Linked DNA regions of Homo sapiens: regions 1 and 2 are each linked to region 3. A link is an interaction called in ENCODE POLR2A ChIA-PET data of the cell type or tissue named here. Cell type or tissue: OCI-LY7. All regions are shown on one strand. Each heading gives the region's core, and the rest is flanking DNA. Links, peaks and the distances in the headings are about the cores only. Region 1 has its middle 18 kb from the start of SUMO4. Region 2 has its middle 11 kb from the start of TAB2-AS1. Region 3 has its middle 42 kb from the start of TAB2-AS1.

The links. ChIA-PET counts read pairs that join two places held together with the same protein. Peaks named below come from ENCODE experiments on the same cell type or tissue, not always from the same donor. Only the 100,000 strongest peaks of a DNase experiment are listed, where the experiment ranks them.
Region 1: POLR2A ChIA-PET joins it to region 3 with 8 read pairs; 3 of 35 experiments call an interaction of 5 or more read pairs at or near these places.
Region 2: POLR2A ChIA-PET joins it to region 3 with 7 read pairs; 3 of 35 experiments call an interaction of 5 or more read pairs at or near these places.

What each region holds. Positions count from the first base shown.
Region 1 is chr6:149,412,131-149,423,813 of GRCh38, forward strand. No RefSeq gene overlaps it. Among named protein-coding and RNA genes, the nearest start is that of SUMO4, 18 kb to the left of the region's middle. In OCI-LY7, for the core only: no CTCF peak of the experiment used is centred there; no DNase peak of the experiment used is centred there.
Region 2 is chr6:149,266,440-149,271,439 of GRCh38, forward strand. It overlaps a transcript of TAB2 not described here. Among named protein-coding and RNA genes, the nearest start is that of TAB2-AS1, 11 kb to the left of the region's middle. RefSeq lists a silencer at 180-380 and an enhancer at 4,910-5,000. In OCI-LY7, for the core only: no CTCF peak of the experiment used is centred there; a DNase peak (open chromatin) is centred at 432.
Region 3 is chr6:149,210,213-149,220,757 of GRCh38, forward strand. It overlaps a transcript of TAB2 not described here. Among named protein-coding and RNA genes, the nearest start is that of TAB2-AS1, 42 kb to the right of the region's middle. RefSeq lists enhancers at 2,880-2,999, 7,565-7,654. In OCI-LY7, for the core only: no CTCF peak of the experiment used is centred there; a DNase peak (open chromatin) is centred at 7,609.

The DNA.
Region 1 (11,683 bases), core at 315-5,314, 200 kb after region 3:
TATGAGGACTGGACATGTTGGGCATCTGGAGACCACTTTTGGGAACTTCATTGCCCTAAAACAGAATTACAAGTGTAAGAACCTCCAATCGAAAGATGGACTTCGAAGTATTTTTTTGACACAAATTATCCTTCATCTGTATGTTTAAAGGGGTTTGGGGGTAGAGGAATTGGCAGTTCATGTAAACTAGACTTCTCAGGAAAATTTTTATATTAACAAATTGTCAGCCAAATGTCTCCTGTGACAACTAATACGTTAGACAAAGATGTGTGTTATATTGCAGGCGTTTGAGGGAAAAAAGTTGAAATTTTATTTTTCTTTTAAAATCTTGTTTAACCTGTGTCATCTTTGATCTAATATTAATTAACTTTATATTGGGGAAATTATGCAGAAAATCAGCTCCATGGGTAGTCCAAAACTAATTGTTAGCTTTAAACCTACTTAATCAAAGCAGCTATAAATAGCAAAACTAGCTGACGTGTCACCAGTTTTCTCTATCCCAATGTAATGTTGACAGGCAATTCTAGTGAGCAGGGATAGATTTAAGAGGTAAACAGTATAAGATAAAATATTCAGACTGGGCACAGTGGCTCACACCTGTAATCCCAGCACTTTGGGAGGCCAAGGTGGGTGGATCACTTGAGGCCAGGAGTTTGAGACCAGCCTGGCCAACATGGGGAAACCCCATCTACTAAAAATACAAAAATTAGCCGGGCGTGGCAGCACATGCCTGTAGTCCCAGATCCTCTGGAGGCTGAGCCATGAGAATCACTTGAATTCAGGAGGTATAGGTTGCAGTGAGCCAAGATCGCACCACTGCACTCCAGCCTGGGCAACAGAGCACGACTCTGTCTCAAAAAAATAAAATAAAATAAAATAAAATATTCAGCCCATGAGTAATGGAAGTAGGCCATATTGCCGTAGAAAATAATGTAGTGACACTAGAGACTACTCCAGATTTAATATCTATATGCTGGATATCGGCATAGCTTCCCATATAACATCACAAAGTACTTCTATTCCTGTATGGCAAATGAATATATTTTTGGCTTCAGCTTTTTTGGTGCTACAATTTTATATCCATTTTACTTGAAATGGCTCAGCTGCATTTTAATTTGTATTGCTTCCATCTGAAAATACAATTAGACAACTGAGAGAAAAGGCCTAAGAAAACAATTTTGTAGTGAGTTTTTGTATTTGTTATGACCTCTCAACTTTATTATTTATTTATTTATTTATTTATTTTTTGTGGTGTGTGTGTGTGTGACACAGAGTCTCACTCTATCACCCAGGCTGTAGTCCAGTGGAGCAATCTCGGCTCACTGCAACCTCCGCCTCCCAGGTTCAAGTGATTCTCCTGCCTCAGCCTCCCCAGTAGCTGAGTTTACAGGCACACGCCATCACGCCTGGCTAATTTTTTTTGTATTTTTAGTAGAGACGGTTTCGCCACGTTGGCCAGGCTGGCATTGAACTCCCAACCTCAAGTGATCGGCTCACAGCCTCCCAAAATGCTGTGATTTCAGATGTCTTCATTAGATTTACTCTGTAATCCTGGGACAGTTCCTTGTTTATATTGCCTCTCCTTGTCGAACGAAGGTGATTAGATTAATGCTAAACTCACCTCACAGGGGTGTTGTAAGGATTAATGTGAAACTATTATCTGAGCCAACCCCTTCTCTCTGACTAGGAACTGCATTGTCCTAAAAGTGGGCCTTGTTTTTACATAAATGGGTTGTGAAGTATTGTTCTCTCAACAGTATTAACAGGTAAGTTAGCTATTTATCTGAATTGGTCTAGGGACATCTCAATGGATCAGAATTTGATGTTTCATTCACTGAGATTGAATTTTTCCTCTTAATGTCAAAGGTTGGTAGCTTTGCAAAGATTATAAAACTTTGGAAGGCTGACCTGAAGATCAGGTATGTTTATATTTGTATTATATGTTCAGCTGTCTAAAGAGTGTACATTTTATGATGGAGTATAACAAATTATTTCTCCAGGAAAAACACTTGAAGAACTTACTCTAGTGTTTGCATGTCTGCATATTTGTTTTAAGCCTAAAATGGACCCAAAGCACACTTCTCTCTAGTGCCTCCCTCTTTACAGATTCCCTTCTTTACTCCGTTCTTCCTCTTCTGAGGGCAGCCTTCCCCTGACGTGATGTAGAACCAATACAGCTTACTGATCTTATTCTAGAAGTGTTTATTGATCCTCATAGCCGTGAACAAAGACTGCGGTATCTTCACCATGGAAATCCTTTCCAGTGGTTTTTGGTTTTGTTCTTTAGAGACAAGGTCTTGCTGTGTTACCTGGGCTGGCCTCTTCCTGAGTTCAAGTTATCCTCCCACCTTGGCCTTCCAAGTAGCTGGGACTACAGATGCATGCCACTGCACCTGGCTCCAGATATATATATGTATATATATATATTTTTTTTTTAATTTTCACCTTTGAACTCATCCATGGATTGTTGATAGGTTTCGTCCCTTTCACACTGTGACCTAATTGATTCCAAGTTCTTACTCTTTCCTTGCACACTGCAGCTAGATTACAGTATATTACAGAAATAACACTATGCCCACACAATCCTGTTCAGAAATCTTTATTATTTCCCCATTGTTCATTGAGCTTACTTGTAAGACTTGTTTGTTCCTTACCTGTCTCTTCAGGATCATTACTTTCCAACAGAGTCCTCTTACAACTAAATTGGTCTAATCACTTCCCTTAATAGGCTTTGCACATCCCCACCAGTGTACTTTCGTCCATGCCATTTGCTTTGTCTCTGTACTTAAATTTAACTTTCCAGTGATCCGATCAAGGGTCACCATCATGAGACCTTTCCAAACCGCACCTTTTCTCATAGCACTTGCTATATTTTCTGCCTACTTGGCATTCATTGCTACTTTGACCTCTCCACTTAGATACAGACATATATTGTTTTATTGTGTGTCACTTTATTGCACCTCACAGATGTGTTTTTTACAGATTAAAGGTTTGTGGTAACCCTGCATTGAGCAAATGTATTGGTACCATTTTTTTCAACAGCATGTACCTCTGTGTCTTTTGTATTACGTTTTGATGAGTCTCACAATATTTCAAACTCTCATTACTGTTACATTCATTATGATTTGTGATCTGTGATCTTTGATGTTGTAATTGTTTTGGGGCACCATGAAGCATATCCATCTAAGGCTTAAGTGACGTTTGAACCATGTCTGTGTGAGACTTAACCGATACTTGATAATATGTGGTTTTTTTGGTGTGTGTGTGTGAGATTTTGTTTGTTTTTGAGATGGAGTCTCACTCTGTTGCCAGGCTGGAGTGCAGTGGTGCAATCTCGGAGCACTGCAGCCTCCACCTCCTGGGTTCAAGTGACTCTCCTGCCTTGGCCTCCCAAGTAGCTGGGATTACAAGCGTGCACCACCACGCCCGGCTAAGTTTTTGGATTTTTAGTAGAGACAGGGTTTCACCGTGTTAGCCAGGATGGTCTCCATCTCCTGACCTCGTGATCCGCCCGCCTCGGCCTCCCAAAGTGCTGGGATTACAGGTGCGAGCCACCACGCCCGGCCAGTGTGTGTGTTCTGACTGTTCACCAACCAGTCATTCCCCTGTCTTTCTCCCTTTTCTTGGGCCTCCTATTCCCTGAGACACAACAATATTGAAATTAGGCCAATTGATAACCCTACAGTGGCTTCTAACCTTAAGTGAAAGAAAAAGTCACACATCGCTCATATTAAATCAAAAACCAGAAATGGTTAAGCTTAGTGAGGAAGGCATGTTGAAAGCCAAGATAGCCTGACAACTAGGCCTCTTACACCGAACAGCCATGTTGTGAATACAAAGGAAAAGTTCTCAAAGGAAATTAATAGTGCTACTTCAGTGAACACAAGTGATAAGAAAGTGAAGCAGCCTATTGCTGATATGAAGAGTTTTAATCACCTGGATAGAAAGTCAAACCAGCCACAACATTCCCGTAGGCCAAGGCTTAATCCAGAGGAAGGCTCTAACACTCTTCAATTCTATGAGACAAGTGAGGAAGCTGCAGAAGAAAAGTTTGACAATAACAGAAGTTGGTTCATGAGATTTACAGAAAGAAGCCATCTTCATAACATAAAAGTGGCAGGTGAAGCAGTAAGTGCCAATATAGAAGCTGCATCAAGTTATCCAGAAGATCAAACTAAGATAATGTGGCTACATGAAACAGATTTTCCATGTAGATGAAACAGCCTTCGAGTGGAAGAAGGTGTCGAGATGCCCTCCAGGACTTTCATAGATAGAGAAGAGAGATCAGTGCCTGGCTTCAAAGGACAGGCTGACTCTTGTTAGGGGCTAATGCAGCTGGTGACTTGAAGTTGAAGCCAATGCACATTGACCATTCCAAAAATCCTAGGGCTCTTAAGAGTTATGCTAAATATACGCTGTCTGTGCTCTAGAAATGGAACAACAGAGCCTGGATGGCAGCACATCTGTTTATAGCTTGGTTTACTGAATATTTTAAGCTGACTGTTGAGACTTACTGCTCAGAAAAAAAAAAAAAAAAAAAAAAGATTTCTTTCAAAATATTACTGTTCATTGACAATGCACTTGGTCACCCAAGAGCTCTGAGGGAGTTGTATAAGGAGATTTCTGTTTTCATGCCTGCTAATATATCCATTTTGCAGCCTGTGGATGAAGGAATAATTTAGACTTTGAAGTCTTTATCACTTAAGAAATACATTTCATAAGGCTATAGCTGCCATTGATAGTGATTCCTCTAATGGATCTGGGTAGAGTAAACTGAAAACCTGGGAAGAATTCACCATTTTAGATGACATTAAGAACATTCATGATTCATGGGAGGAGGTCAAAATATCAACACTAATAGGAGTTTGAAAGCAGTTGATTTCAACCCTCGTGGATGACTTTGAGGGGTTCAAGACTTCAGTGGAGGAAGTCACCGCAGGTGTGGAAATAGCAAGAGAACTAGAATTAACAGTGGAGCATGAAGATGGGACTGAATTGCACTCTCATGATCAAAGTTGAACAAATAAAGAGTTGCTGTTTATGGACGAGAAAAAGTGGTATCTTGAGATGGAATCTCCTCCTGACGAAGATGCTGTGAACGCTATTGAAATGACAACAAAGGATTTAGGATATTACATAAACTTAGTTGATAAGCAGCCACAGGGTTTGAGAGGATTGACTCCACGTTACTGTGGGTAAAATGCTACCAAACAGCATCACATTCTACAGAGAAATCTTTCATGAAAGAAAGAGTCAGTCGATGCAGCCAGCTTCATTGTTGTCTTATTTTAAGAAATTGCCCCAGTCACCCCATCCTTCAGCAGCCACCACCCTGATCGGTCAGCAGCCATCACCCTGATCAATCAGCGGCCATCAAGACCCTCCACCAGCAAGAAGATTATGACTTGCTGAAGGCTCAGATGATTGTTAACATTTCTTAGCAATAAAGTATTTTTAATTAAGGAATGTACATTTTGTTTTTAGACATAATGCTATTGCACACTTAATAGGCTGCAGAATAGTGTAAACAATTTTATGTGCACTGGGAAACCAAAAAATTCATGTGACTGACTGTATTGTGATACCCACCTTATTATGGTGGTCTGGAACCAAACCTGCAATATCTCCAAGGTATGACTGTCAGGACAGGTGTGTCTTTGTGTCCCCATAGCAAATAACTTCATACATGGCAAAAGGTCAGTAGTTGATGATGATTCTTTTTTTATTTAAGATAGGGTATCACTGTTTTGCCCATCCTGGACTTCTAGGCTCAAGCTATTCTCCCACCTCAGCCTCCCAAGTAGCTGGGACTACAAACGTGCCCCACCGCACCCAGACTTGATGATAACGACTCTTAACATGAAGGCCAAGTTAATTTCTAACATTTATTCAAGTTAACCAGTGGGTACAGCCATTTTGAATGTAGTATGTATTTTCCCCTAGAACTAGTATTAGAAGCAGTAGGTTCCCAGGCCAGCCCACTAATTAGCTGGAACGCTTTGCATTTGGAAAACTGAAATAAGGCACAATCATACTATTGGGATAGATAAATGTAACAATGAAACCCAAAAATAATGTTTCTGGTATCTTCTGTGTGGTGCCAGAGGGGGATGAAGAAGTAGAGATCTTTGTGGATATTCTGGAAAATTCAGAAATTGGCATTTCAACCTGAGGCCTCTGTTACATCTAACTTTACTTCAAATTTTAAAGTTTGCTTTTTCATGGACCAAAGTGTTTGAGTGGCTTCTTCTTAGACATAATGAATGTCCTTTTTTGTTTTTCTTCAAAATTGAAGCAGAGGGACATGGGAGAATATTTTTCTGGAGAACACTGGTCAAGAGAAGAGGAAAGAAAGAAGAAAATTAAATGCAAAGTATGTAAAAATCCTGTCTTATTCTTTCCCAAGAAAGGTGAAGAGACAGGCTTCTGACTAAACGATGAGCAGCAGAGAGCAGGGACTCTCACTGGTTAAACTCCACTGGGTCTGATAGCCAACACATTGCCTGAGAGTGAGTGACATGAAACAAGCCCACATTTTATTAATCTGAATTGAAGTCTTAACTACTACCTTTTGGTTTTTAACACAAGTCTTTCACGTGCCCTTTTGCTGAACTGCCAAATTCTTTTTGTAATAAAACAGCATACACATCTTAGAACACCAATTTGCTAACCCAGACAACCAAGCTCTGCTAAGGTAATGAATGAGAAGCAATATATGCAGTTTCCATTCCAGTGAATGATAATAGGTGATTTTTGTTATGAAGTATCTCAAAGCATGATTATATTCAATATCGAATGACAAAAACACACAGCAAAGATTTTTAAACTTCCACCTGTATTGCTCTCTTTATTAACCATAATCTCTTTCTTTTCTACTGTTTATTATGTTTTGTTTTGTTTTTGTTTTGAGACAGAGTCTAGCTCAGCCACCCAGACTGGAGTGCAGTGGCGCGATCTCGGCCCACTGCAACCACTGTCTTCTGGGTTCAAGCGATTCTCCTGTCTCAGCCTCTTGAGTAGCTAGGATTACAGGCACCTGCCATCATGCCCAGCTAATTTTTGTATTTTAGTAGAGACGGGGTTTCACCATGTTGGCCAGACTGATCTTGAACACGTGACCTTAAGTGATCCGCCCACCTCGGCCTCCCAAAGTGCTGGGATTACAGGCATGAGCCACTGCGCCTGGCCTCTGTTTATTATTAATATGCTAACAGTTAACAGGTAACTACTGGCTTCACATTACAAGAAACAAGGGGCTCCCAAATTTGGAAACGAGTAAAGAATAAGTAGTACTCACTGAAAACCTTAGGCCAACTGTCATTTTGTCCTTTTGATTCCAGTTTGTGCTAAGGTAGCAATAGTAATTTCTCAGTTCTCAATCTGCACAATCATCTTTATATTTCAAAAATTTCACATTTTGAATTTGCTACTTCCTCCTTTTGCTAGTCTTCCTAATCTTAGCCACATTCTCTCATTTTCTTCACTGCTTTATACCCTGCTTCCAGCTTAGGTCTGGCACATAGTAGGTGGGCAACAAATTTTGTTACGTTATGAATTTGATGACAGGGTCTAGCTTAATTTTTCTATGATTTTCCCCAAATGCTTTTCAGTATCACATTCCTGCCATAGGTCAGGCAGTGTGTTTGATGACACGAGAGACAGTCACCACCTTAGAGCTTATAAAGGAGAAATAAGCATGCAAGTACAGTCAATCATTATCTGTGGATTCGTTTGTGAATTTCCCTATTCACTAAAAATGGTCATGGCACTTTCATAGTCCTTTGCAGATATGGGTAGAACAGTGACAAACTTGAGTCACCCAATGGTCATATTCCCATCTCAGGTCAAGCTACACAATGGTCTGCCTCTTGTGTCAGCTCCTGTACTGTGAACCAAGTGTCCTTTCTGCAGTCTATTTAGGGATATGTTTTTTGCATTTGTATTGGTGATTTTGCCATTTAAAATGCCCTCAACATTGTGCGGAAATGCTGTCGAGTGTTCTAAGCCCAAGAATGCCAGGATGGGCCTTAGCGAGAAAATACATGTGTCAGAGAGCTTTGTTCATGCGCGAGCTGTAGCCCTGTTGGTTATGAGTTCAGTGTTCATGAATAAAGTGTCTTGAAACAGAAACACGTAAAACTAGGCCATGTATTGATGGGCTGGTGAAAATATCGTGGGCAGAAGCTCGTGGGAACCTAACCCTGCGTTTCCTCTAGGAGCAAGTCGCTGTTCACTCTTTGCTAAATCAGTGTTTGTGGAGACTTTATAGAACGTAACTACCACTTATTAATAATGAGATTAACTGTGGACAGGTGCTGTACAAAAAGCTACAAAGTTCAGTGAAGAGAGACAATTTCTTGTGGTTGAGTCAGGGACAATTAATGAAAAGGAGGCTTTTGAGATGAGACTGAAATGGTGGGTGAGACTCTGACAGAGGGGGAAACATTCCAGACACAGGAAACAGTGTGAGCCATGGTGGAGTTTAGAAACTCTAGGGGTGATATAGGGATCTGCAGGTAACCTTGTTTGGCTAAAAGCTGGAGAAGATAAGATGGAAAACATACATTCTGTGGAGGACAAGTAAGAGTGTACTTAAAGAAATGGGCAAAAATTAGCCATGAAAAGTTTGGGGATAATCTCCCCAAGAGGAATGAAGAAATAAGTCCATATAAAGACTTAAATGTTGAGAGAAGCTTTATTCATAGTGGCCAAAACCTGGAAACCACCCAAATGTTCATCAATAGTGGATGGAGAAACAGGTGCTTGTGTGTCTACAGACTGGAATGCTACTCAGCAGTAAAAAGGAACAAATACCAGCCTGGGCCATATAGTGGGACCTCATCTCTACAAAAAAAAAAAAAGAAAGAAAAAAAAATTAGCCAGGCATAGTGTACCTGTACACCTGTAGTCCCAGCTATTCAGGAGGTTTAGGCACGAGGATTGCTTAAGAACAGGGAGGTCAAGGCTGCAGTGAGCTGAGATTGCACCTTTGCACTCCAGCCTGGGTGACAGAGTGAGACCCTGTCTCAAAAAAATTAATAAAAATAATGTTTTTAAAAATATTTAGGAGAAGAAACATTTACTGTGTTTACATCCATGAGAAAGACAAACGAGAGGAAAAGCAGAACACAAAACAAGCTACCCACGAGGTACTCCCTTAGTAATGATCAGATGTGAAACAGAACCTCGTCATATCTAAAGCCAAAGCTACGAGATGCCCTCCTGTGTGATAGTTTCCATTACCCATACTGTTGCTAACTTCGGTTTTATTTAAAACTCACTTTATACTAGTAATATATATGCCAATTCCTCTATAATATATCACCACATAGCTGCATGGTTTTCTTCTCCAACCATAACACTACTGAATTAATGCTGAGAAAGATAACTGCTTGTGGTCACCCTGTGTTAGGAGCATTGTGTTGTCATCATTTTCTTTCAGGGGGCTCAGTGTGACCCACTGACAGTGTCCAAGTGAATGTTGCCGTATGTACACCAAGATCCGTGCCATCCTGGTACTTTGGTCTTCCGGTCCTTGCTGAGGATCACTGTTTTGAGGTAGGAAAGAGCTGCCTTGTCCTAATGGTGCCCACACTCCCATGCAACCACCATTTGATGGTCGATAAAGGGACACCAGCGTCAGGGATGGAAGTCCTGCAGGCATGGCCTCTGGCCTCCTCACAGCTTGGATTAAAGAGATGTTCTCCAGGGAGCTGCCCACCTCTAGTTCTATTTTCAAGTATCTTTTCCATTAAAATATTCACTCATCCCTCGGAATCCACAGAGGTTTTATTCCAGGACCTCCATGGATACCAAACCCTCGGATGCTCAAGTTCCTGATATAAAATGGTGGTGTATTTGCATATAACCTATGCCCATCCTCCCCTGCACTTTAAATCAGCTCTAGACTACCTAGAATACCCAATACAATGGAAATGCTCTGTAAATAGTTGTTATGCTGTATTGGCCTTTATTTGTTTTGTTTTGTTTTGTTTTGTGAGATGGGGTCTTGCTCTGTCACCCGGGCTGCAGTGCAGTAGCATGATCATGGCTCCCTGCAGCTTCGATTTCCCCAGCTCAAGTGATCCTCCCACCTCAGCCTCCCAAGTAGCTGGGACCACAGGTGCATGCTACCACGCCGGCTAATTTTTTTCATTTTTTGCAGTGGTGCAGTCTCCCTGTGCTGCCCTGGCTGGTCTCGAACTCCTGGCCTCAAGCAATCCTCCCACCTCAGCCTCCCGCAAAGTGCTGGAATTACAGGCATGAGTCACCACACCTGGCTTTTTTTCTGTTATTGTATTTTTTTCCTAATATGTTTGTCTTCCTAATATGTTTGATCCACATATGCAGAATCCGCAGATCCAGAGGGCTGACTGACTGTATGTCCAGTGATTCTCTTTTATATAAAACTAACTCTGGTCACATTCACTATGTAGCATCTTATGCTGCCTAACAAATCCCAGACAACTATCAGACACCTCTGCTTTCCACAGTTAAGCCTTGATTTAGAAATCTTATTTTTATTTGCTTCACTCAGAGTGCTGTCCCATGTGCCAAGCATGGCCTGGGTTCTGGGGATACCGCAGTGAACAAGACACAAAGACCCCTGTGTTCACCTACCGTCCTGGCTCCCCTGGGCCTGGACTAGCTGTGAGGCCCTCTGTGCACTGAAGACCCTGCTCCATGTGCTACCATGTGCTTTGAGAGTGGTCTTGCTTTATTTTCGTTGTAGATTCCCTCTTTAGTAGCATGTGCTCAAATCCAGAAGAATAAATAAAATTCTGAAATGAGAGGGAGGCAGGTGTGTTGGCTTATGCCTATAACCGCAACACTGAGAGGCCAAGGAGGGAGGATCGCTTGAGGCCAGGAGTTTGAGACCAGCGTGGGCAGCACCCCATCTGTACCAAAAAAAAAAAAAAATTTAATCAGCCAGGTGTGGTGACGCACCTGTCATCCCAGCTGCTCAGGAGGCTGAACGTGGGACGATCCCTTGAGCCTGGGAGTTTGAGGCTGCAGTGAGCCATGATCATGCCACTGCACTCCAGCCTGAGTGATAGACTGAGACCCTGTCTCAATAACAAACAAAAAATAAATGCAAGGGAACGTTACTTAAAAACTATACACCTAAAACCGTAATGCTTTCCTGGCTTCTGCTTTTTGTGATATGATAAAGACACTCATTAGTCAAGGGATGTTGCTAAATGCTAAAAAAAAAAAAATCAGCTTTTCAGGCCCTCGGTACTGATTTTGTCTGTGATGTTGCCGCTGTTGTTGAGGTGGGGTGGAAAGGGAAATGGGAAGTAACAGCTTTGGGCCACGACTCCCCGAAGGCCAGTGGCTTCTGCTCCAGATACTGCACTAGCAGCGTCTCGCAATTTTGGTACCTCAGCCGCATCTGATGATTTCTTTTTTCTTTTTTTTAGGTTGGATAGATTCCTAAATCTGATCATCTGATCTCTCTCTCTCTCTCTCTCTCTCTCTCTCTCTCTCTCTCTCTCTCTCTCTCCCATCTTTAACAGGGAAGGGAGAGTGGAGGGCATCTCAAAAAGATCATTCCTCTCCACGTTAACTGCTGTGTTGGGAGGGAAGCCGTGCATCTGGTTTCTTTATTTGGGCTCCACTTTCTTGCTTTCTAAGCACATCACGAGGCTGTCCTTCGGTCAGCTGATCACTGTGGCATGGC
Region 2 (5,000 bases), core at 1-5,000, 51 kb after region 3:
CCCTTTGCTGGGATTTCGTGCTCACTGAGGGGCCCTTGACCACATTTGGGTCCCTGTGTAGGCTTACATAAAAAGAGAGGAAGGCTAACGGAGAGACTGGATTGCCCAAATTCACATCATCTAACAAAACAGTGATCGGCTTATAACCCACAGCTTGATCCCCTGTAAGTTTGTTTTGCCCAGACCTATCGCTAAGAACCTGGCCAACTCCAGGCACCCTGACCAAATTGGTTCGTGAACCTAGCAAGCCAAGAGCTAGAGCACGAATGTGGTGGCTCTTGGAAGTAACGCCTGCTGAAAGCCCTGTCTGGGAGGCCATAATGAACCTCTGGAGACATCATCTCCTGTCTCTATCATTGTGACACAATCTCACCTTGTACCAGTCAGGGTCTGGTTGAGTGAAAACCCACACCAGCCATCTTACAGGGAGAAACGAACATAAAGGATTGTAGAACCGAAAATGCAAAAGGGGAACACCCCAGTTTCATGAATGTAACAACAGCAGAAAGTAGCTCTCACCCCTAGGGCTGGGGGAGCAAAAGAAAGAGGTTGGAAATTATTGAATTTTAGAAGATTAAAGTAGGGAGATGAGGCTTCCTGCAATGCGGGAAGTAGAGGATATATTGGAGGGGAATAAAAATGAATGAAGGCAGAAGGACCAGTGAATGCCTGAATGAAATGCGTGCCTGTGAGAATGGAGAGGAGAGAGGAGATTTGAGGGAGACTGGGAGGTTAGTCTCAGACAACTAAGAAGGAGGCACCTGTAGCTGATGCTGGTGTTTCTGAAGGAATGTGATGAGCTGGGGCTGGTCTGCAAGGCAAACAGGAAACAGCATCCAGATTCCTTCTTCCTCTTCCTGCTGTCCAGGAAACCTCCCGTGTCTCCTATTGTCAGAACACAACAAGGATCCAGGGACCAAAGCACAAAAGTGTTTTGCAGGGTCCTTGCACCAGTGTCACGAACCAGAGGAAGAGGGTGATTTGGAGCTGAGGAAATAGCTTGACAATAGCTTGATAACTGGCATGATATTGAAATATTTAGATATTTGTTGTTCATTGCCTCTTCTTCCACTTGAGAGTTAGCTCTAAGAGGGTAGGGATTTTTGTTTTGTTCATTGCAATATCACCTACATCAAAACAGTCTCTAACAAACAGCAAGAACTCATTGCAGTCAGGTGTCACTAACAACAGGGTTATGCTCCGAGAAATGCGTCGTTAGGTGATTTCATCGTTGTGCGGACATCATAAAATGTGCTTACCCAAACCTAGATGATATAGCCTACTACACACCCAGGCTATATCGTATAGCCTATTGCTCCTAGGTGACAAGCCCGTACAGCATATTACTGTACTGAATACTGTAGGCAACTGTAACATAATGGTAAATATTTGTCTACCTAAGCATATATAAACATAGAAAACGTACAGTGAAAATATGGTATTATAACCTTACGGGACCACTGTCGTATACGCAGTCTATTGTTGACCAAAACGTCATTATGTGGCACCACTATAGGTAAATGTCAAATTAATGAATTAGTATCATCACCCAAAACAAAATATGAAAATCAAAAGCTATAGCAAAATATACTCTCCAAAATATTAATACCTCTTAGCCAATGTACTAGTTAGAGTTAGGTTTGGCTTTCAGTACCAGAAAAGTCAAAATGGTAGTGGCTTAACCATGAAGGCACTTGCTCACCAAAAAGAAACCCAGACGTCATCAGTTCAAGGGCTGATGTGGCCCTCCATCCATAGTGCTAAGGGCCCAGGCTCCTTCTCGGTTGTTCTGCTAGTCTTAGCTCCGCATCACGGTCCACTGTGGCTGCTCCACCCCAGCCATCCCATTAGCATTCCAGCAACAAAAAAGAGAAAAAGCACATCCAGAAGTTAGTCACGTGGTCCACATCCAGCTGGGAGAAAAATAACATTCTGAGTGGCCATGAGCCCACCTAAAACTCATGTCCTAGGTAGACTACAGAAGAGGTGAGAATGAATGTTCTAATTCTCATCATTTTCATGAACCACATTTATAGAGAGAGAGCAAGACAGAGACTCAAAGAACAGCTGCATGTGGAAGGAAAATGTTGACATTTATGATGACTGTGAGATCCTTGCATTGGATAAATTCTCGGAGCAATTGGACTTAGTGTAACATCAGTGTAACACCTTAAAATAATAACACGAGGTGTCTTTGCATACATGGAGAACCACTGCCTAGCAAATCATATTTATTTTCTTCCTTTCGTATATGTAACAAAGAAGAGAATTTCTCGACACTTGCTGTGGTGGAGTATGCATTCATTGTGTCTGCAATTTCTTGTATATGACTATCTTTTCTAATTTCTCCACACTAAACATGTGAACATATACTGCTTGTGTAATAAAAACTTGTTTATAAAACATACACACAGTACAGTAGTTGTTTCCAATTCTCTTAGCTACAGAATGAGTCGATCTTTTTCATATCAAATTACTTTTCAAAGTGACCTAGTGGACTAAGCATGAGTCTGGGAGCTGGAAACCCTCCAAATCTTTATCAAAGTACAAGGGGCTCCTGCTGTGGAACCTTTGCTATTCCTTTATCCCCTCTGAATCTTAGGTTCCTTGTGCAATACATAAGTATACTCAGGGATATTGAGTTGAATTGATTAGCATTCTCTGGGACTACAAAGACATAACATTGTTTTTATTTAAGGTTGTTGAAAATTGAGTCTGAGGCATAATACCTAAATAAAAGCTGTTTCATTAGCCTTTGTGCTGCGAATAAAATGATACATCCTTTGAGTAAATTGTAAATAGCAGAGTTTCAACAAGCCAAAGCCTCACAGCCTAGGACCTATTTTCTCCTATTTGACGTGGTAAAAGAAGTTACGCTAGGTTATCAACAACCTAGTGCTATGAATTATGTGTATGTGATAGATACCATTTTTAAATTGAATACTTTTATTAAAAATTCACTATATTATTCTTTTTTCCTTTTTTATATTAAGGTTCAATTTACAGAAGATTAAAGTAGATTTTTACCCTTTTTATTGTGCAGTTCTTCAAGTTTTGAAAAGTGTATAGAGTTGTGTAACCACCACCAGGATGCAATAGTTAAGTAAAACAGTTACATCACCCTAAAAAATTCCTTTTCACCCCTTTGCAATCCACTCCTCTCCCTACCCCAGCCCCTGGCAACCATTGATTGGTTATCTGTCCTTGTAGTTTTACCTTTGCAAGATTATCATGTATCATTCGTTTCATAAGGTGAAATCATACAGGATAAGGTCTTTGCCTTCTTTCACTTGGTATATATGAGATATAGCCATGTTGTTGCATATATCTGTAATTCGTTTCTTTTATTGCTAAGTAGTATTCAACTACATGAATGTATCACATTTTGTTTATCCATTGCCCAACTGAGTGACATTTGGTTGTTTCCAGTTTTTGGTGATTACAAACGAAGTCAATATAAAGATTCACATACAGATTTTTGTGTGGACATAGGTTTTCATTTCACGTGGGTAAATACCTAGGAAAGAAATTGCTGGGTCCTACAGCAAGCATACATTTAACTTTACAAAAAGCTGCCAAACTGTTTTCCAAAGGGCTGTGCCATTTTGCAGCCACATCAGCAATAGATGAGAGTTCCAATTGCTCCAAATTCTTGCTAATGTTTGATAATGTTGATTTTTGTTTATTTTAGCTATTCCAATTCAGTGTTTAATGGTATTTGTGGTCTTGATTTGCATTTCCCTAATTATTAGCGATGTAAAACATCTTTTTATGTGCTTATTTGCCATCCATGTAGCTTCTTTGATCAAATGTTGGTTGAATTCTTCTGCTCATTTTTTAACTGGGCTCTATGGTTTTCCTATTATTGAGTTTTGAGAGTTCTTTACACTAGTTCTTTATCAGATATATGTTTTGCAAGTACTTCTTACCAGTCTGTGGCTTTTCATTTTCTTTACCACTGCATTATTCCTTTTTTTCTTTAGTTCAAGAGATCTATTGTATAGCACGATGACTATAGTTAATAACAGTATATTGAATACTTCAAAACCGCTAAGAGAGTAGATTTTAAGTATTCTCACCACAAAAATAATGATAAGTATATGAGGTCATGAACATGTTAATTAGCTAGATTTAACATTCTACAATCTATACATCTATCAAAACATCATGTTTTACACCATAAATATATATAATTTTTACTTGTCAATTTAAAAAGTAAAAATTAACACATTTTTAAAACAACATTTAGAATCCAGACCTTGCACATTTTCATCACAGATGCACATGGCACCAGTGATGTATTATCCAGAGCTTGGGGCAAGCCTCTCCGACGTACACATGGTCAACTCGCCCAGCTTTGTCTTTCAGTTTCTTCTCTTTTTTGGATCTAGAGGAAGTGTATCACATAAAAGAGTGGTGAAGATGACATAGAGGAGGTACTGTCTTGAAGGATTCTGGTCTTGAAGAGTGAGAAGTATTACTGATCCACTGCTGTTGCAAAAAACTGGGTAGTCAGAGGGTTACGGGGTGGTATAATAATGAAAGCCCTGAAGTTGGAATGAATCTGCTGCCATGTCGCTCTATCTCTCTGCACCTTATTCTTTTTTTTTTCATTTTGACTTAGTTGAAAATACTGTCAAAAATATTACTGTTAGCTACTTGGGAGGCTTAGGTAAGAGGATTGCTTGAGCCCAGGAGTTAGAGGCTGCAGTGAGCTATGATTGCCCCACTGTACTCCAGCCTGAGTGACAGAGTGAGACCTTATCTCTAAAAAATATATATATTTTTTAAAAAAGAATATTATTGACCTGACTGTGTTTGGAAACTCCTGCTCTGTAAAACACACATAAAAATAATGGACAGGGTTCCTGTTCTAGGGATGTAAATAATTTCATTGGTGTGCTAGTACATAACTTAATCTTACCTAAGGGTAAGAAAAAAGCTCTGCTCCATGAGGTCATCCAGAGACCCAGGTTCTTTCTAGCCTGTGGCTCTATTAC
Region 3 (10,545 bases), core at 5,546-10,545:
GTCAACACAGTTTTCATGAAAAATGAGAAAATACATGCAAGGAATTTTATAGAATGTCTTGCACGTAGGAGGACCTCAATAAAACACATCCATTGCTGATGAGGAAATAGGTCAAATAAGGCTCTGCATATCTGGATATAAACAAAAGGTGATTGAGAGGGCTTCTTAGATATTTGTAGGTTTTTCAAAGCACTGACTTGCTTACTACTCCTGCTTTTCTTCCAGGCAGTCAAAGCATATTTCCTGACAATTGTACTGAGTGTTTTAAATAGACTGACAAACAACAGAGACAATCCCATGCAAAGCCAGCCTTCTCAGACCAGCTTGTTGCTAGCTGTGGTTGCAGGGAGCAGATTTAGATGAGTCATATGTTGTAGAAATGGGCAGAAAAGGACTGGAGTCCTCGAGACATAACCCCAGATTCAGAGTGTGACACTAAGTCTGGGGCTCTATTTGTAGTGGGTAGATAGCAGGAAGGTGTTATCCAGACTGTGGCCCAGTGAGGGGACCCAGAGTCCCTAGTCATCTGTTTCCTAATCTCCAAATTGCACTGTCCCTCCTGGAGTCATGCAGACAAAATGGGAAGGGCCTAGGCCAAAGAGAGTCAAAGAGTGAAGAAAAATGGTTAAGAATCTCCTAGGAAGCTTAGTAAACTTCTAACATCAACATTAACAAAATGTTTAAGAGAATGATAATTACAGGTGTCACAGGGCTCACTGTTTGCCTCATAAATAGGGCTAGATTCAACGTGTCTGGCATGTATCTGGAAAACTGGTGAGGTGGACCTGACAAAAGTCTCTTGGATAAAATGTATTCTAAAAGTGAAGAAAATGAGAGACAGATGACTTGACTTAGTCATTGTAGGAGGAAGTAAGTCTGAGTACAGCACTGTGTTCTCACTAAGTTTATCTACCGGTTGTGCCCAGCAAAAACGGAAGTAACGCCGAACTACAGGTGGTCCCTGATGGCCTCAGACAGACTCAGCAATAGGCATGTACAGGGTGAGCAGGAAGGAATACCTGGCAGAAACCTAGTACCCCATGGAGGGGCCTGCCACAAAAGAAGAGAACAAATGAGCATGACATTTGAGAGCTGTAGATGATCAGACTTGTTCAGTATTGCATGGGAGGCATCCTATAGAGATGCCCCATAACAGGACCTGTACCACTGGGCAGCAAAAAGAGATAGGGAACCGTGGGAGGCTATTGTGATCACAACCACTGTTTACTCATAGGCGAATGTGGCCTTGGGAAATGCCAGCACATGAGTAAATGACCATAAATGGTCATTCTTTTGACTGCTAGCTGATGGTTGAAAGCCTCAAAGAAATATACTATAGTCCACAATAACAACTAAATGCAAAGACCTCTGGAAATTTCTACAGATGTATAGACTCTGCTGTTAAGTCAAAGCAGACCTTTGTCTAGACAGCTCTGAGATAGATAACTCTTCTATTTCCTTCTGGCGTCTGCTATCTCTGGGGACTTATAAAGGACCTTGTCTTCCCTGATAAGGTGATATCATTTGATTTATGTATTAATTGGGTTGGGATAGGCTTTGTCAGTAACAGTTTTCTAAAAAAAAGAAATCTCAATGGCTTAATGCAATAAAGACTTACTTCTTGATCACATAGTGCCTGATACAAATTGGGCGGCCCTCCTCCATCTTAAATATATTCCAACTACAGCACATGGTCTCCATGATCATCATAGAAGGGAAAAGAGAGCTAGAGGATCCACAGGAAGATTTTCAGTGCCAGGCCTACCTAGAAATGTTCATCTCACTCCTGTCCATTTTCCCATTGGCCAGAATTGTCCAAGACCCACCTGGCCCATGAAGGCTTGGAAAGGGAGAGGGACACCTGACCACTGGGTGAGCATGAAGAATCTCTGCCACATATTTTCCTTAAACAATTCATCTCTCTCATTAGTTGCCTTGTTTAAATTGCTGTTGTTAAATACATTTAGTTAAGTATTGGCGAATGAATTAGTCAAGAAAGGAGAAATATATTCATCAAGGTTAAAAAAAAATTAAAAGCCGGTACCAGACACATCTTCTTCTGAGTCATCTCAGTGTGATTTATCTAGTAATGAGTTAAATGTTTGCTGTATATTTACCACGGAGTGAGACAGAGCAGCCTTTATGTTCTCAGCAACAGCTTCGAACGCTGCCAGCATTAGAACCTATTTGTTTTATTGAGAAGAGGGATTGTTGGCTGGAACACAAGGGCTCCCCATTACTCTTTCTGGAAAAAGCAATGGGAACTTTAACTTTTCTCTGGACAGCTACCAACATCTATCAGAAGAAACAAGAGTGTAACGTCTCTTTCTGAAGGGCCGCACTTAGAATGCCTAACAGCCTCCCAGCCTCTACTGGTGTCAGCAGTGGATAGAAGTCCAAATGCAAGCTATTCTGTGTTTACTGGAAGTGCTAAAGTGAATCAACCCTATAAACGGAAAACAACAAACTGACCTGACCTGGAATACTAAATGAAACCGAAGTCCAAAGGTACCAAGCTCAAAATCAAGAGCAGAGGCATTCAAGTGTACCCTCTTCCCCCCAGGATTAATTCTGAGTTCAGACAGAGACATATTCTATGACCTCAAGTAGAAGACTTCATGTCTCTGCACTTTGGCTAACTCAAGGTCAAACTCAAGTCTCTATCAAAGTTTTCTACTTCTCAAAGTTGAGTTTTCTAAAACTCTTTTTTTCAACTGACTGCTGACTTTAAATCTTCCACATGGCTTCCTTCAGCTTCAGTAGACTATCTGCTTCCTCCTAATTCACAGAGAAAACTGAGAAACGAGTGAGAAAACTCCCAACTCTGTCCACACTGCCCACAAGTTTTTCAGCCAAGTATTTTCCACTTCCTGTCCTGTTCATTCCTCCACCCACCACTGCCTGGCTTCCACCTTCGCTGCACCACTGAAGCTGCTCTGGTTAACACTGCTGCTGCCTTAACCTGAAGAACACTTGTAAATCCCTGTCTCATTTGACCTTCCCTTGGCATTCAGTACGGCTGTTGACCATTTCTTCACTTTCCATTCTGCTGGTTCCTGGTTCTCCAGGTTTCTGGTTCCCCTAACACCTACCAAGTCTCTTTAATGCCTTCTTAAATGTTGCTGTTGCCCCAGGTATCCCATTTAGCTCTCGGCTAATTCATTGAACAAGGCTTTCTTGAATGAGGAAGAACTTAGTGGAAAGGCTAAAGCCAATCAGCTCCTCAGAGTGAAAACGGGCACAAGGGTTGGCACCAGAAAAACAGAATAGAATAAGATCCACCCCTGTCCTCATGGACCTATGCTCTGGATCTCATTTGATTGCCCCAGCATCTACCCAGGCGCCCACGCTGAAAACTGTCACACTCACAGCCAAAAGATCCCCGAATACAGTCACATCTGTCTTTTGAAAATCTTTTGCATCTGCTCACTCTGCTTCCTCTGTGTGGTCATCAGCTGAGTTCCAGCTTTTGTCATCCATCACCTGGACCAATGGCAATAAATCTTCCTTGTTCACTCTGACTCCAGCCTCACGTCCCTCCAATCTTTCCTGCATATTGCATTCACAATGATTTTTAAAACACTCAATGTGGTCACATCATTCTTCATTCAAATCTTTTCAGTAGTTCCCCCATCATCTCCTTACGAGGCTTCTCATGAGCTGGCTCTCACCAGCTTCTCCTGTATCTCTTCTACTACTCTCCTGCGCACATCATAGCCTCCAAAATTAATAACCACCTTAGAGTTTCCCTGAGTGTTGACATGTTATCACACTTACACAGCAATAGCCTTAAGAAATCCTTTACAATCATGTGACTGAGATTCTTCATGTTATCTATGTAGTTTACTTTTTATACCACAAGTCTTGCACATAAAAGCACATTGACTTACTCATCTAACAGGCATCTCAAACTTAACTTATCTGACACAGAAAAACCTGCTCTTTCCTGCTCTTCTCCATCTTCACTGCTCAGGCCCGAAAACTCGGAGGCAAACACAATTCCTCTCCCTTTCCAATATGTCCAAATCAGCTGTCAACTCCATACCCAATATATAGCCCAAAGCAATCCACTTCACTCCATCACCATGGCTGTCTCCACAGTCCATGTCACAGTCTCCAGATGACTATAAAACTTCCCAGCAAGTCTCCCTGCATCCAGTCTTGCCCCCTTAGAATCCATTCTCCACACTGCAACCCACGTGATCATCTAGGAACATAAATCCTATCATGTCACTCCTTGTTTAAGACCCTCCGATGGTTTCCTTGAAACTTAGAGGAAATTTCAAACACTTTCAGAGCCCTGTGTGAATCAGCCACACCCTCCCCACTCCTCCTGTGTACCCCTGTCTTTCCCGCACCCTCTGTGCTCCAGTCACACTGAACTTCCTTCTGTCTCAAACACACCAGCCTTATTCCCACCTCAGACCCTCGCAGTGGCTGTTCCCTCTCCATGAGATGCCCTTCTTGCAGAGGCCGGCTCCCTCCTGATGTTAGATGCCAGCTTAAATATCACCTCTTCAGAAAAGCCTTTCAGGATTACCATGCCTAATGCACCTTCATCACATCACCCTGTCCTATTGGTATTATGGCTCTTACCACTGCCTGACTTTAAATCAGCTCTCTCCCCTCATGAAAGTATAAGGCCCCAAGGGCAGGAACTTGTTTATTACTATATCTAGTGGTGGTATCCAAATTATTTAACAACAGGTCTGGCATAGACTCCAACCCATCAGAAGGGATGCCCATCTGTAAACCCTCAGCTGGCCTGACTGCAAAGTAGTCACTGGACATCAGCCTTCTTGTGTCCTGCATCTGAACAGTGTGACTCTCAATACATGTCAGTTGAATGGGTGAATGAATAAATTAACAACTGTTTCTTGGTTAGGTTCACTGTTCCATCAGGAACACAGGCCTTCACTGTTTTTCTTAAAAAATATATTTATTTATATATTTATTTTTGAGACTGGGTCTGGCTCTGTCACCCAGGTGGAGTGCAGTTACATGATCACAGCTCACTGCAGCCTCAACTTCCCAGGCTCCAGCGTTCCTTCCTCATTAGCCTCACAGGTAGCTGGGACCACAGGCACATGCCACCACATCTGGCTAATTTTTGTATTTTTGGCCGAGATGGGGTTTCACCATGTTGCCCAGGCTGGTCTCGAACTCCTGAGCTCAAGCAATCCACCCGCCTTAGCCTCCCAAAGTGCTGGGATTACAGGTGTGAGCCACCGTCCCCAGCCACAGGTCTCCATTACTAAAGAAGGGTGTACTGAGCCCCTACATGTCCAGGCCTGATCTGCACCCACTGAGAGGCCCCTCGGTTTTCCTGCACAGGTTACTTCTCTTCAGGGACTGTTGTTGTTTTTAAATTTTATTTGAACCAGTAGCTCTGGAATTTGGGTAGGATGATTTCCGCCCAAGTCCTTGACATCCACCAGTGTTTACTTCCTTTTTGTGCATTCTGTGGGCACCCACGGCTGAACAATAGTGAGAGGGGCTCTGAAACTGATTTCAGAAGATGGGGTTCAAGGTCAAGCAATATCACATGCCAGCTGTGAGTCGTCAGGTCTTGGACAGATTATTTAAGTTCTCTGAGTCTACTTTTCCATCTTTAAAATAGGCACATAATAATGGCCTACCTCCCGGGATGGCTGAAGGACTGTATGAGATGGTACACAGCAAAGTATCAAACCAGCCACACCTAGCATTTGAGAGCCATATGTGTTAATTTCATTTTGCTCACCACTTCTCTTCAGAGTTGTTATGAAAATCAAATGAAATAATACACATGCAGCTGCTCTGCAAACCATATGTAATGTTCAGATTATTGATAATAAATTATCCCTGATTTGAGAAATCAGGTGGCTTTCCAGAAATTATGAAGAGCTGGAAAGGAACTTTAGGCCTTGTGGTGGCAAAGTCAGTGCTCCAGCCAAGGAGGCCCATGCTCTGCTTAGCTAAACGGCCCTCCCTGGAGATAGCATCATTGGAGGGCAATCTTAGTATGTCATACAAGGTTGCTAGGTGCTAAAAATATAGACTTGCCAGTTTCCTACAGAGAAGGAGGGTTTTCTGCTGGGTTCAAGCATTACTCTAGCAGCAAGATCTGGGGGCACCTTCTCTTTTATCTCTCCTCCGAATCAAATGTCTTGCCCTTTATTTGAAAATAAAGCTCTCCCAGCACTTTGGGAGGCTGAGGTAGGTGAATCACTTAAGCTCAGGAGTTTGAGACCAGCCTGGGTAACAAGGCAGAGCCCCATCTCTGCAAAAAAAAAAAAAAAAAAAAAAAAAAAAGAAAGGAAAAACACTCAGCCAGGTGTGGTGGCACTTGCCTGTAGTCCCTGCTACAAGGGAGGATGGCTTGAGCTTGGGAGGTTGAGGCTGCAGTGAGCTGAGTTCGTGCCACTGCATTCCAGCCTGTCTTAAAAAACAAAAGAAAAGAAAGCTCCCTGGGGCTCTCACCTCTCTCATTCATCCAGGCTTTCCCCAGTTCCTGGAATTCTGTCTCCTTCTGCCTTCTCCGGCCACTAGACCACCTCATATGGAAATTCAGACCGTGACCTGAGCAGCCCTATGGAGCTACACATGTCACTTCCTGCTCTCTTCATAGTCACATGCTAGTACACAGCAGCCCCGACCTAGTCACAGCTACCTGCAGTGGGGCCCTCACCCTAAAAGCCCCACCAATACCGACACACAGCCAGTTACCTTGATTTGGAGACATTAAGGTTCTCAGAAGATCACTTAAGCCCTTAAATCAACAAAGTAGTTCTTGATGCGGCCCACAGCGAGGTTTCTTACCAACGCTCTGTCTAACAGCTTCAACCAACTATTTTTGCTAACTAGGTACTAAACTTTTAAAGTCATTATTTAAGTCTTTTGTGCCTCCTAAATTCACTGCCTTGGAGCAAATCCCTGGTCATGAACCTCTGGTTGCCCCCTTGCCCAGACTTTCTCAGAGAGAAAGGTAGGAATGGGTCCCAGAGTTGATGTCTCCACTTAAAACCCATCTGCCACTTACAAACTATTGACCTTCGGCAAATCATTTCATTTCTCCATGCCTCCGTTTCCTCATAGATAAAACTGGTGATGATCATGATGATGTTACCTACATCACAGAGTTTTTGTAGGAAATTAAGAAAATGTCTGTGAGGTGCTCAGCTCAGCACAGTGCCTCGCACATTCACAGTAAGTAAAGAATATGTCTTAATTTTAGTATTAGTATTACTGTTTAGCTCAGGAGTAAGCAAATTAAGGCCCAAGTGTCAAATCCTACCACACACATTCATTTACATATTGTCAATGCATGTTTTCACTACAATAGCAGAGTTGAGTGATTGAAACAGAGACAGCATGGCCACAAAGCCTAAAATATTAACTAGCTGGCCCTTTACAGAAAAAGTTTGGCAACTCTGGGTTTAGCCTGTTGTATCTCTCCTTCCTGGCCAGATGGTGAGACCAGCATAAAAACCACTGGTGACAGAGGCTGTTAGTTGCCTCCCAATACCCAGTTTTCTCTTCCTGTATAGTAATAGAATCCTCTCCCCTTTTTAGCCTGCACATGATGCCTGGAATAAAGACTGCATTTCCCAGACTCCCTTGCTACTAGATACAGCCATGTGACTGAGTCCTGGCCAATGGGATGTAATTTTAACTACTTTATGCATTTTTTCTTGGGGGAAAATAAAATTCTTATAGGACTTCCTTTTCCTCCTTTCTGGAGTCTGAAATGTTAAGTATGGAGGCAAAAGCTGAAGCTGGAGCAACAGTCTCAGAATATGACAACAACCATGAGAATGGAGGCCATTCATAGCAGAACTACGAGACAAGAGGAGCCTAGGTCCCTGAGCTGCAGAACTGCATACTAACCTGGTATGCATCTTATTTGAGCAATTTTGGGCTTTCTGCACTCAGTGATGATTTGTTAGTCTTAAAAAATATACTAGACAAATCTTTAAAGAAGAGTAGAAAGCTTATTGTTAGTTAGCCCTCAATGGCTCTTGTTTGACACTACCTAAAAATTCTTTGCAGTAAATTTTGTACTCGGATAGGTTGGTTCTTGGCCACACAGAACAATGTATTCTTGCAGAAGGCCAAAAGAACACTGCACATGTTTTATGTTTATTCAGGGAAAAGGATTAATACTCATTCAAGGAAAAAAAGATTTATTAAAAGGCTTAATCAGGGACAAAAAAGAGACTCATTTGGAATTAAGATTTAAAAGAAGATGAAAGAACAAGCAAAAGAAGAGTGGCATTAAGCCTGAAAAGAGAATCCAAGTCTTGGACTGACACTGGTTCAAGTTGGGTCTCTGGCTCATGCTTCCAAAAGGAGCTGTCCTCTTAGAAGCAAGCCCTCCAGTGGGACAGGGTCAGGGTAGGGGTTGAAAGACACTCTTATATTCTTACAGATGAGAAGACTAATGCTCAGTGAGGTGAACTCCTTCAGGGCCACAGGCTGTAAAGATCTAAACACCATCTGATCCAGTTTCAATATGACTGCCTGGATGAAGAAGGATTTGAGACTAAGTTTATTCCTCCAAAGCAAACCAACTGAGAATGCAGGTAAGGCAGGAAACAGTCATTGTTTCTGGAGAAAGGATCTTCTGTGATCTTGTGTCTGAAGTCTGTTTGAACTTCTGTAGAAATGCCTGGGAAATGCACACTGTGAGTAAAGAAAGGAGACCTAGTACTTTTTAAAATGCCATTGAAATCTGTGACTGTAAAGGAAAGAGACTGCTTGCATCCTGCCAGCAAAAAACAGATTTAGAAAAGAAAGAGCTGTGTCCAGGAAACTTGTGAACTTTCTGTTTGGATGGCATATATTTTCTTTATAAACCCTCTTTCATTGTCACTTACTCAGTTACTAATTACAATAGTCTCTGGGGATGATTGGGCTGGGAGCGTTCAGTGACAACCAGATAGTTAAAGGACATACAGAACACTTCCCAAAATTCAAACCACTGCAGAGCCCAGAAGCTTCACAGTTAGAAAATCTCTGTTCTCAATGAGGCAAGGCCACCATTTCCCATAGTTGTGCCAAATCCGCTTCCAGGGTTAACTTTTGCTTACCAAGTGTTTCATATTTTAACATTTGTGTGTGTGTGTGTGTGTGTGTGTGTGTGTGTGTGTACTGGGACAAGTATATAAGTAAACAGTGTCACACTTTATAACTAACAACTGTATGTGTTATTACCCCATTTTACAGATAAGGAAACTAAGGTCAAACTTAAGAGACTAGTTTGCCCAGATTGCCCGCTAGTAAAGTGGCCTTATTGAGATACCAACTGAGTTATTGTTCATTCAAACCTGCTCTTTAAATTATTTCTCTTTTTTAAAAATGAAGAGCTGGAGAAAATTTCTTATGACCAACTAAAGTCAGAGAAGTCTGTGCTGTTTTGTTTTCAAAGTTACCCAGTACTTTATGTTGCCTTTATTTTTAATCAGTGGCTCTGATTCACCCGCTGCACCTTATGCATTGATGTGGTATCCTAGAAACAGTTTACTCTTGTTTCAAAGAAATTATTCTCCATATCCTGACTGGCCAGATTCTTTCATTACTTTTGATAGTTCCCAGTGTGTTTCTGATAGACCTGAAAGTCCCAAGAGACCCTTACCGTACTCTGTAGACAAGCAATTCTCAATTTTTTTCAATGTCAGGACCTCTTTACGCTCTTAAAAATTATCGAAAACCCCAAAGAACTTTTGTTTATGTGGGTCAGATCCATTGACATATACCATTCTGGAATTTAAAACTGGGAAATTTTTAAACAATTGATTAATTTATTTTTTAAAAATAATAACCTTATCACGTTTGCATAAATAACATTTTCATGAAGCTTAAGCCATGTTTAAAAAAATGAGTAAGATGTGTATGTTTTTATAAATCTCTAATGGTTGACTTAATAGAAGACAGCGTATGGGTTCTCATACCTTCTTTTGTATTCAATCTGTTACGCTGTCTTGGTTGAAATATGTAAAGAAAATTCAGCTCTATACAGATATGTAGTTGGAAAAAGGAGGAATATTTTTATAAACCTTTCAGATACTTGTGGATATCCTTCTTTAATGCCATTCAAAAACTCAAAACTCAACAAGTGGTAGTTTTTTTAAAAAGATTAATTGCAAATGGAATCAAATTCATTATCAATGAACTTTTCCTGCTCTGTTACTTTAAACTCCATTGGACTATATTTCACTATGAATACACACACGATTACGGGACACCATGCGTTGGTCATTTGGAAGCTCACTGAGCTATTCAGATCTTCCAAATGTTGGCATATTGTATTATATAATATCCCCAAAGATTACATCTATTAATATCACTACAAATAGCATCAGAAAAGTTCTGAAGTTTTGGGAAGCTGTCAGGCCCACAGTGGAAAATTCAAGTTGGGTTTTTGATTGTTCATTTGCTTTTTGTGACAGAGTCTTGCTCTGTCGCCTAGGCTGGAGTGCAGTGGCGCAATCTTGGTTCACTATAACTCTGATCCCCGGGCTCCAGCAATCCTCCCACCTCGGCCTCCCGCGTAGCTGTGACTAT